Regions from separate parts of the Homo sapiens genome. Here all the other regions are linked to region 2. Evidence: chromatin contacts called from ENCODE Hi-C or POLR2A ChIA-PET data. All regions are on one chromosome and are shown on one strand. Each heading gives the region's core, a stretch centred on a gene start or an enhancer-like site at or near the end of the contact. The rest is flanking DNA. Distances are from core to core; before and after follow the strand shown. Region 1 holds the start of KIF21A (kinesin family member 21A). Region 2 holds the start of ALG10 (ALG10 alpha-1,2-glucosyltransferase). Region 3 holds the start of SLC2A13 (solute carrier family 2 member 13).

Region 1 (2,873 bases), core at 70-2,569, 5.4 Mb after region 2:
GAGAATTTTTAGAATAATTTTCTGGAAAGACTACAAGACTGGGAGATTGTTAATAGTTCCTAATTCCTTGGAGTGTAGATTATTTTTATAATCCTTAAAGCATAAATAAGGAGAAGTGAATTAACAGTAGACTCTCAGAGCTGTGAAAGCCACGCACTTACTCTAGGATGAATGCTTCATTAATTTTTCACACAGTGTGATGATGTTGCAATTTTCCATGAGCAACTATCAGAGCTTTCCTTCTTGATAAGTATCAAAACAGCCGAAATTACATCGAATACTCGTGCCTGTCATTGGCCGAAATATAATTTCAATACTAGGATGTACCTAGTATTTCCAGACTCACACCCTGGCCTGGGTAACGTTACGATTACATTGTATCCACCCTGCCTAATGTCAGTATGTTTCACACAGTCACCCATTTCACCCTTCCTCTGGCTAAAGAGTTTTCCTCCTTCTGTAGACCTCTCCCCAGTGGATTTTACCTTAAATTCCACTCCCATTCCAACACCCAAGAGGCTAGATCTGTCTCCTCTACCCACACGCGGGGGCATGTCTAGATCCCCGTGATGCTGAAAAAGATGTCTCATTTGCACAGACATCAGAACCCGAGTGGGCGCGCGGCGGGCCCTGCGGTCGCCGGCGCTGATAGTCAGATGCTTTGTCTCCTGCCTGGGAAGGCCGGAGCTGCATGGACACGTATGACAGACATTCTAGAACTAATAAAAAAGAACACCACAGCCCCGCGCACAGGCAGCTCCTCCCGGACAGGCGATAGCCCAAGGCGGCCAGACCTGAGGTGACTGATCCCGCGAGGGGACGGAGGGGAGTGACGAGGGCTTTTCCCCCAGAGAAGTCAAGACGCCCCCCAGGGACCCGGCGCCGCGCAGCCGCCAGCCACCTGCAAACACAGACGGCGTGAGGGCGGCGCAGTCGCCCTGCCAGCACCCGGCCGCGCGTGCCAGGCCAGCGGGGACTCACTGCCTCAGTTTCCTCAGCCGCAGAACCCGGCCGGGACGCCCCTCAGGTCGCTCCACCCCGGTAGCCGGTGCTCCGCGCCACAGCCAGGTCCTTGCCGCGCCCTCAACCCGCCGCCCGCCGCCCGCCGCCGGCAGACTGTCCTCACCTGACAGCCACCCGCACGGAGCTCTCGTCCGGGGCGCCCAACATGCTGGCGGCGGGCAGCGATCGAGCCGTTGGGCCTCGGCACCGCAGAGCTGAGGCGCCACTGGGGCCGCGGGACTCGGGCGCAGTAGGCTGGGGCGTCTGCGGGCGGGCGGCCGGCTCACCTCCGCCGCGCTCCAGCCATGTTGGGCGACTGAATGGAAAGGTGGCGGCGGCGCTGAGGCAGCAAGAGGAGGAGGTGATTCACGGCTCGCGGGCGCCCGCCCCTTCTCCACCGCTCACCCCCCAGGATCTGGGGCGGGGACAAAGCGCGCTTGAACGGCGAGCGCGCCTGTGGAGAAGCCAACAGGCCGCCAGCGGCCTCAGGGCGGCCGGGTGAGTGCGCCCTGCCCCCTCCGGTGGGGACGCGGCCTCCCAGCGGCCAGGCTGGGGACTCCACGCCCGCCAGGGCGCTCCGGGCTCCTCGCCCCGCACTGCGTCAGCCGCCGCCGCGCGGCTCAGCCCCACCTCGCCCTCCCCCAGCCTGCGCCCCGCCCTGCCCTCGTCGGGACACTGCCTGGCGCTGCTGGGCAGGGAGGCGAGGGGGAGGGATGCCTGCCGCCGGCTGCCCTCGCCCGAGGGCGACCAGCCTGTGCGCCCTTCCAGGCTCTTCTGGGAGAAGGAAGCAGCTAGTGCACGCGCTGCTGCCAGGTCCCTTCTCAAATCGAAGCTTGATTCAGCGGCGCGCCGGGAGCCAGGCAGCTGCTGCTGCGGTTCGGCTTTGTGTCCCACGCATAGCCTTATTGTCCTCTCTGCAGCTTGGACTTTGACCCCCTTCCCTAGCCCCCAGCTGAACGCCCTCCCTCCTCCCTCCCCGGAGTCAGTCATTCATGCTAAACGGACTCCCAGGTTTGTCCACTGTCTCTGGACAGCTGGGCTGTTCTACAGTTCATCGCCCGTTTACCAGCTCGGGTGGGATATGGAAATGATTTATTCGAGACTCCTGAATGCTTTTCTGTTCAATCATTTGTACACTGGTAAATGAACTGCACCCTGGTACTGCCAAGTGTTCCCAGAACTGAATATATCCACCAAGACCTGCTGTGTAGTAAATCCTTCCAAACTGATTTTCTTTCCCTTCTGGCCTTTAAAAAGCACCTCCCAATCCCAGGATTCTCTCAACATTGACCCATTGTGGTTTCTGTTTGTCACTATTGTGCTTCCACATGCCTTCAGATAGCTCTGTGGAAACAGCCTTTATTAGCTTTGCCACAGAGTATCTTTTGTGGACTGCTCCATACATCTCTATAAACAAACATGTGGCTTCATACGAAATAGTATCACAAATTAAATGGCACTATCCAAATAAAGGCACTACCTCAAATGCCTGCAATCTACAATCACATACCTAATCATCTTGTTCAGCAGTGATACAGCAGTGTGGCTCAGAGAAGGCTGCAACACTATGGGAAAAACAAGAAGTGTTTGATGATTTAAACCCATGGGAAGGCCGATGGGGTATATAATTATAGATAGTTTTAAATTTATTCTGTCCCTTAATCTCACTACCCCTAAATCTTAACAGACATGTAACTGGGAGGTAAAGAGGGCAGAGATGCTGAGTATCCTTCTATAGATCAAATTGGTGGGAAAGCTCTCCTCTGGCTACTCTTTGGAGGGCCTTTCCTAGCCTCAAAATTTATCCATCAACAAATCAGAGCTGCATTTCACCCTGCCCTGGCAAGCCCATATCTGGGTGGATCTGGGCT
Region 2 (2,957 bases), core at 50-2,549:
ACATCAGAGTAGGATCCTCACATGACTTTATTCCAGTAATGTAAATGTTCCCATCCCAGCCCTCATTCACCACTACTTCCTCTTATCATTGAGGAAACAGGCAGAGACAGAATGGAAAGGCAGTCAGCTTAATTTAAGAAACTTTCTTAAGTTTAGAAATACTGAATTAGTTTTAACCCAGAAAAAGAGCTCAATTGAGAACTCTGAGGTTTGCAACCTTAAATCCCGCCTAAATTCTGATATATTCCTGCCAAAGGCAACCTGATTGAGGTTACCTGAGAAATAGTTTTTCTACAAAACATGGCCAACCATGCTCAAGACAAAATTACAACACATAATTTATCTTCGGCATTCTTCAAATTATTTACCTCATCTCCTGCCCCCAGCACCTAATCCCAGAATACAGGAATTTGATGATGTCTACACAGCCTATAAAAGTCCACAAATTTAAGTGCCTACTGTGTGAAAGCCATTTTGGGGACTACAAACATAAAGGATGTATAATGCCACCCACTAAGATGTTCACGCTTATGATTTAGTAGGAAAAACAGAAGGCTGCCTTACAGATATTAACAACCAAATTTACAGGCACACCTAAAACATCCCGAATTCTAAAATATATATGTATTTTCCAAATCCTACAGGGTAATATGACTATGAAAGTGCACTAGGAATGTCAATTTAACTAAATCCTCTGAGAGCATCCACATTTTGAAAGAGTTCTCTTTTAACCTAAACAAACAAACGAACAAACACTCCTCTCACTGAAGTTCATTCGGCATTGACGGGTCTCTGGTTCTTCAAGTTTTCATCTAAAACTCTCAGTCTTTGCTATCACAACCAACGCACCCTTCCTACACTCCAAAGTTGATGGAATGAAATGTCTTGGAATTGAGGGTTTAATTAATTCGGATCACTGGAGAGAAATAACAGAAATAACGGGGGAAAAAATGTGTCCATTTTAGGGCTTGGAATTGGAAACGTGGGGAAACGTCGCCACCTTCTGGTAAGTGATGGAAGTGAGCAGGAAAAAAGATCCAAGCTAAGAAGCGGCTTTTTTTTTTTTTTTTTTTTTTTTTTTTTTCTAAGCAGCAAGCCACGCACCTCCCGCGCTGGCGAAATCCGAGACCCGCCCCTTCCGGAAGTTTTGACACTTTGTGCGCCCCGGGCAATGCGATTGAGAGGGTAATCATCCGGTCCGTTATCTAAACCCGTCACTCCGGGAAACAGCGACCCGATCTTTCCGGATCCGCGCTCTCCCAGCATCCTTTGCCTTCCGGTATGTGGCCCCGTCTGGCTAGTCCCGCCTAGCGCGCCCATTTCGAGCCCAAGTTTCCAGCTCGGGTTTCCAGGCTCAGAATTTTCCAGGAGTAGGTTCTTGGGCAGTGGCTGTGGGAGCTGGAATGGCGCAGCTGGAAGGTTACTATTTCTCGGCCGCCTTGAGCTGTACCTTTTTAGTATCCTGCCTCCTCTTCTCCGCCTTCAGCCGGGCGTTGCGAGAGCCCTACATGGACGAGATCTTCCACCTGCCTCAGGCGCAGCGCTACTGTGAGGGCCATTTCTCCCTTTCCCAGGTGGGGTCCCCAACCTGTCCCCACCCCAGGAGAGGCCTGAGAGGTCCCAGCGTCCCCACGTCCTCCCATCCTTAGACTTCACTCGTCCTGTTCCACCCCCTCAAGCCTCAGAACATGAAAGAAACTGGGTATAGTCTTTTGTTCCTGTCTCTGAGATCTGTGAAATATTTATTAAATGAATGAATAAACAGCAGATCTGTCCTCCAGGAAGGAGTGATCTGGGAGAATACTCAACGGGGAACTGAGCCCTCCTCTTGGCAGCTGACGATATCGATCCCACTTTGTCTTTCCTTGTTTTAGGATTAAAGGCATTCGGGTGCTCCTTGGAAATACCAGAAAACTTTCCTTTAGCTCACCTGTCAAGCACCTCACTGTGCATTTTAGGGGTGGGATAGGGTGGACTGGAGGGATCTTCAGCTACCAAAAAGTGACAATTTATAATCACAAATTCCTTCCCTGGGTATTTTTAGTGAACTGTTAACTGGATAAACTGGCAACCAGTCAAGTCACATCATTTTTGAGTATATATTTGACTGTGCAAGTATGTACATATAAATATCAAAATAAGCATCCCCTGCTTCTCTGGTGACACAATATAGGGTACTGGCTAGAAATATAAAGTCTGTTTTAGAGAAAGATCTGATCTTAAATCTTGGTGCTGTGATTTACTAGTTTTGTGATCTTGGAGATGTTCTGAGTTTCAGAAATTCAGGTTACTCATCTGCAAAATGACAATAATCTTTACTATAGGGCATATTGTAACGTTAATACAGAGGGTTTGGCAACAATTTCTGTCTCAGTTTATGTTAGCTGTCATCATGGAGCCTGTGGTCCAAATGTTTTCCTAAACTTAAGAGTCCCAAACAATGTTTCCATGCTTTTAAAAACTGGAACATTTGCAGTTTATTTATCAAAATAAAGGCTTTTAAAGAACATTTCTTGGAAAATAGAAATAGATTTTAAGTTGTTGTTGTTTATTGGTTGCTGCTACCTGAACCATCACTAAGCTGGTCCGGGGGCAAAAAATAAGAAAAACGAATCCTGTTCTGCCAAGGACTTACTTAATCTTGTCATAGAATAACTTCTCAAAATTTCTGATTGTTGCTGGAGATGAGACTTGGGCTTGACATATTTGTGCCTGTCTTGTTCCTATTACCTCTTGCTTTTACTTCATTTTCTTTCATTTTAAAGTGGGATCCCATGATTACTACATTACCTGGCTTGTACCTGGTGTCAATTGGAGTGATCAAACCTGCCATTTGGATCTTTGGATGGTCTGAACATGTTGTCTGCTCCATTGGGATGCTCAGATTTGTTAATCTTCTCTTCAGTGTTGGCAACTTCTATTTACTATATTTGCTTTTCTGCAAGGTACAACCCAGA
Region 3 (2,971 bases), core at 22-2,521, 6.1 Mb after region 2:
TCCAGGCTGGGAGCCCCAGAAAACGAAAGGGGCTAGCAGTGGAGAGGCAAGGTGGGACAGTGCAGGAAAGCAGAGACCCTCGTAAGCTCAAGAAGCAGCATCAGGTTAGGCTGGATCAAGGAAAGAGCTGGTGCTCAGCTAGGTTTCTGGAAGTGCTGAGAGGCAACAACCACTTGGACTGACTGGTCCGTGGCCTATCAAAGATTCCACGTGCGCTCGAGGGAGACTAGAGTGACACCCCCTCCCCCCCGACCCTCCCACCTCCCGGGAGAGCCTTGGAGGCTGGACCAACAAACAGATGGGCTCTGGAGGCCAGAGAAGTGGAGGATTCTCTGACCCTGGGAGACCAGACGGGGACCCCGATGGGCAAGAGGCACGCAACACCCAGGGTCAAGGGCGGTGACAATGGGATCCCGGGCGCCCTTCACGGAGCCCGAACTCACCGATGCCGAGTCCCACGACCAGGCGGCCGGCGAGCAGTGTCTCCTTGTTGTTGGCCGCAGCCAGCACCGCGGAGCCGGCGGTGAAGAGGGCACTGGCCAGGAGGATGGCAGCGCGGCGGCCGAAGACGCCGTTGAGGGCGCCTCCGGCCAGCGCCGAGACGGCAGCCGCCCCCACCGTGCTGGACACCAGCAGCTCCTGCCACAGCGCGTCCAGACTGAGCTGCCGCTTGAGCAGCAGCATGGCCCCTGACACCACCCCGGTGTCATAGCCAAACAGGAAGCCGCCCAGCGCGGAGAAGACGGCCACCACGTACACGAAGGCGGGGGTCTCGTCCTGCTGGAACTGCCGCCGCGCCGCGCGCTCCAGGTCCCCGACGCCGCCGCCGCCCGCGCCCGCGCTCTGCAGGCTGGTGCTCGATTCGGCGGCAGCCAGGAGGCTGCACTCCCCGGCCGCGCTCGCCGCGTCCGGCTCCGGCTGCTTCCTGCGCCGCTCGCCCATCAGGCTGCTCAGGCTCCGCAGCGTGTACTCCACATTCTCGCTTGCCTTGCGGGACATAGGGCAGGGGCCCGGGGCTGCCCGGGGGGACGCGGCTCCGCGGGCCGGCAGTCTCGGCGAGCTAGACAGCCCGAGCCGGCGGGAGCAACCGCCGCTGCCGCCGCTTTCTTCCTCCCGGCTTCCGCTCCGGCTGCCACGGCAGCAGCCGCCGCCACGGCCGCTCCGGGGAGAAAGTTGCTGCCCGCCGCGCTCCGACGCTGCGGAGTTGGAGCCCGGCGGGTCTCACTCCACACTCACGCCCCGCGCCTGCCGAGCTGGCGCTGCGGAGCGGGCGGGAGGCGGGACCGCGGGTCACGTGCAACCCCGGGCCGGCGGGGCGGGGCCCGGGAAACGTCCCGCCCCCTCCTTGGGCGGGGCCAGGCTCAGCCCGCCCCGGACCCCTAAACCCCGCCCTCCCGGTGGGTGCGACCTCTGACCTAGGCTCCCTCATTTAGGGCTCTGGCAACCGTATGGAATTAACCCTGCCTTCCGAGCTGCAGCGGTGGAGCAAGCCAATGTGGCGATGCCATCAGGCAACAGGCTTCCAGACGGGAAGCCACCCAGAATGTTTGCCGTGTTTGGAGAGGAGGGAGAGAGCACCTAAACCAGCCTCACTGTCCTTCCAGCAGCCTAGAGAGAGGGCTGGAAAAAATATCCTAGAATAGGACCTAGCAAGTACCCTTCCTTTTATAGTATTGTGACATTACCCAGCGTGGTCTACTTCCCTGGCATTAAATGTGTTTGTTCTGGAGCAATTCAGGGCTGCATGCTCCCATTTCTATAGCTAGTTTCCACTCTCATCGCCAGTCCCTCCTCAATTTATGCTTATTTTAAAGGAATGGTACATTTGATTCTTTGAGGACAGAGAACATATCTCTGTGGTGAATCCCAAACCCTCCTTCCATGGATCCCCGACCTGTAAAAGAAAATTCACATATATGCATTCCACTCATGTAACGGGTAATTCCCAGAAATAGAAAGAAAACTCAAGACCCTGATTTGTGATTCGGCAGGCAGTCTCCATTTCCCCGCCCCAACATGCTAACCAAAAGGTAGGATAGCTTCTCTCCTGAGAATCCCCACTGTTGCCCTCCATGAGGCACTGTTTTAACAGCCTCATTTACTTGAAACAAAGCAAAGATAACGTTATTTGCAACCAATTTTTTAAACTGTTGAGTGAATTAACAGTTGTTGGTTCATTTGGGGTTTGTTTCCCCCTTTAATTTAAATGTTTTTAAAATATACAGTTGCGCATCAGGGGCTAAAGATAGTTTGTTTTGTTTTGTTTTGTTTTTGAGACAGATTCTCGCTCTGTCGCCCAGGCTGGAGTGCAGTGGCGCTATCTCGGCACACTGCAGCCTCCGCCTCCCAGGTTCAAGCGATTCTCCTGCCTCAGCCTTCCTAGCAGCTGGGACTGCTAAAGATGTTTTGTGCCTCTAATTTGCTTTCATTCTTCAGGCTGAGGGCAAAAAGTCAAGCATCATATGATTCTATTCCTACAATTCCACTGCTCTTTTATTTCCCTTATTTGAGCAAAAGCTTTCTTAGCCTGGGGCCTATTTTTCATGCAGCTATAACTTTTTTCCTTTCAGACAAAAGGATTTTGTCATTCCTGTTTCAGTAAAAACTTATATTAGAATTTGTCAAAACTGCTTTCGTTTTGATTATCAGTCACGATTATCTCTACAATATAGTACTTTCCTTGCCAGCAACAAGGAAAAATAAACTAATGAAGCCAGACGGCTTAACTATTTAAATGTTATCGTCTGGCTTTAAAGCAAGGCTCTACCGTCATTCCCAGGCATCAGTTAAACAGAGAGAGCCTTTAGATCTGCAGCAATGAACTCTTTAATATTCAGACCTCGGACAATATTGCAGGTGAGAGCGCGCCTTTTCCGCGGCATGCTACGGTATAGTAAAACTGCGCCCCCTGGTGGTGAGCCAATTCCCACGGCTTCTGAAGAGAAGGGCTCCGCAGATGAGAAGCATCTGG

The links. Hi-C counts contacts between places; a loop is a spot of excess contacts on that map. ChIA-PET counts read pairs that join two places held with the same protein, here RNA polymerase II (POLR2A). Pooled maps may share reads with other maps.
Region 1: a loop to region 2 is called in a pooled map, with 13 times the contacts of the local background. The contact joins the promoter of KIF21A here to the promoter of ALG10 in region 2. A Hi-C loop is called at or near these places in 1 of 37 single-sample maps with no recorded cell type and 8 of 50 pooled maps. POLR2A ChIA-PET finds 5 or more read pairs at or near these places in 1 of 52 experiments (GM12878).
Region 3: a map of CD4-positive, alpha-beta T cell shows a loop between it and region 2 (27-fold over the local background). The contact joins the promoter of SLC2A13 here to the promoter of ALG10 in region 2. A Hi-C loop is called at or near these places in 3 of 168 maps with a recorded cell type or tissue (CD4-positive, alpha-beta T cell, CD8-positive, alpha-beta T cell and naive thymus-derived CD4-positive, alpha-beta T cell) and 6 of 50 pooled maps. POLR2A ChIA-PET finds 5 or more read pairs at or near these places in 1 of 52 experiments (WTC11).

The regions. Positions count from the first base shown.
Region 1 is chr12:39,441,801-39,444,673 of GRCh38, forward strand. KIF21A (kinesin family member 21A) reads right to left here and starts at 1,320. Exons shown (of 38, transcript NM_001173464.2): 1 at 1,127-1,320. The coding sequence starts at 1,170. RefSeq lists enhancers at 261-330, 1,149-1,649, 1,931-1,990 and a silencer at 951-1,850.
Region 2 is chr12:34,021,197-34,024,153 of GRCh38, forward strand. ALG10 (ALG10 alpha-1,2-glucosyltransferase) reads left to right here and starts at 1,300. Exons shown (of 3, transcript NM_032834.4): 1 at 1,300-1,574; 2 at 2,766-2,957. The coding sequence starts at 1,404. RefSeq lists silencers at 1,057-1,206, 1,120-1,306.
Region 3 is chr12:40,104,810-40,107,780 of GRCh38, forward strand. It overlaps SLC2A13 (solute carrier family 2 member 13), which reads right to left and starts at 1,272. Exons shown (of 10, transcript NM_052885.4): 1 at 444-1,272. The coding sequence starts at 999. RefSeq lists silencers at 706-795, 806-875, 896-1,155, 1,176-1,425, 2,807-2,936 and an enhancer at 2,426-2,595.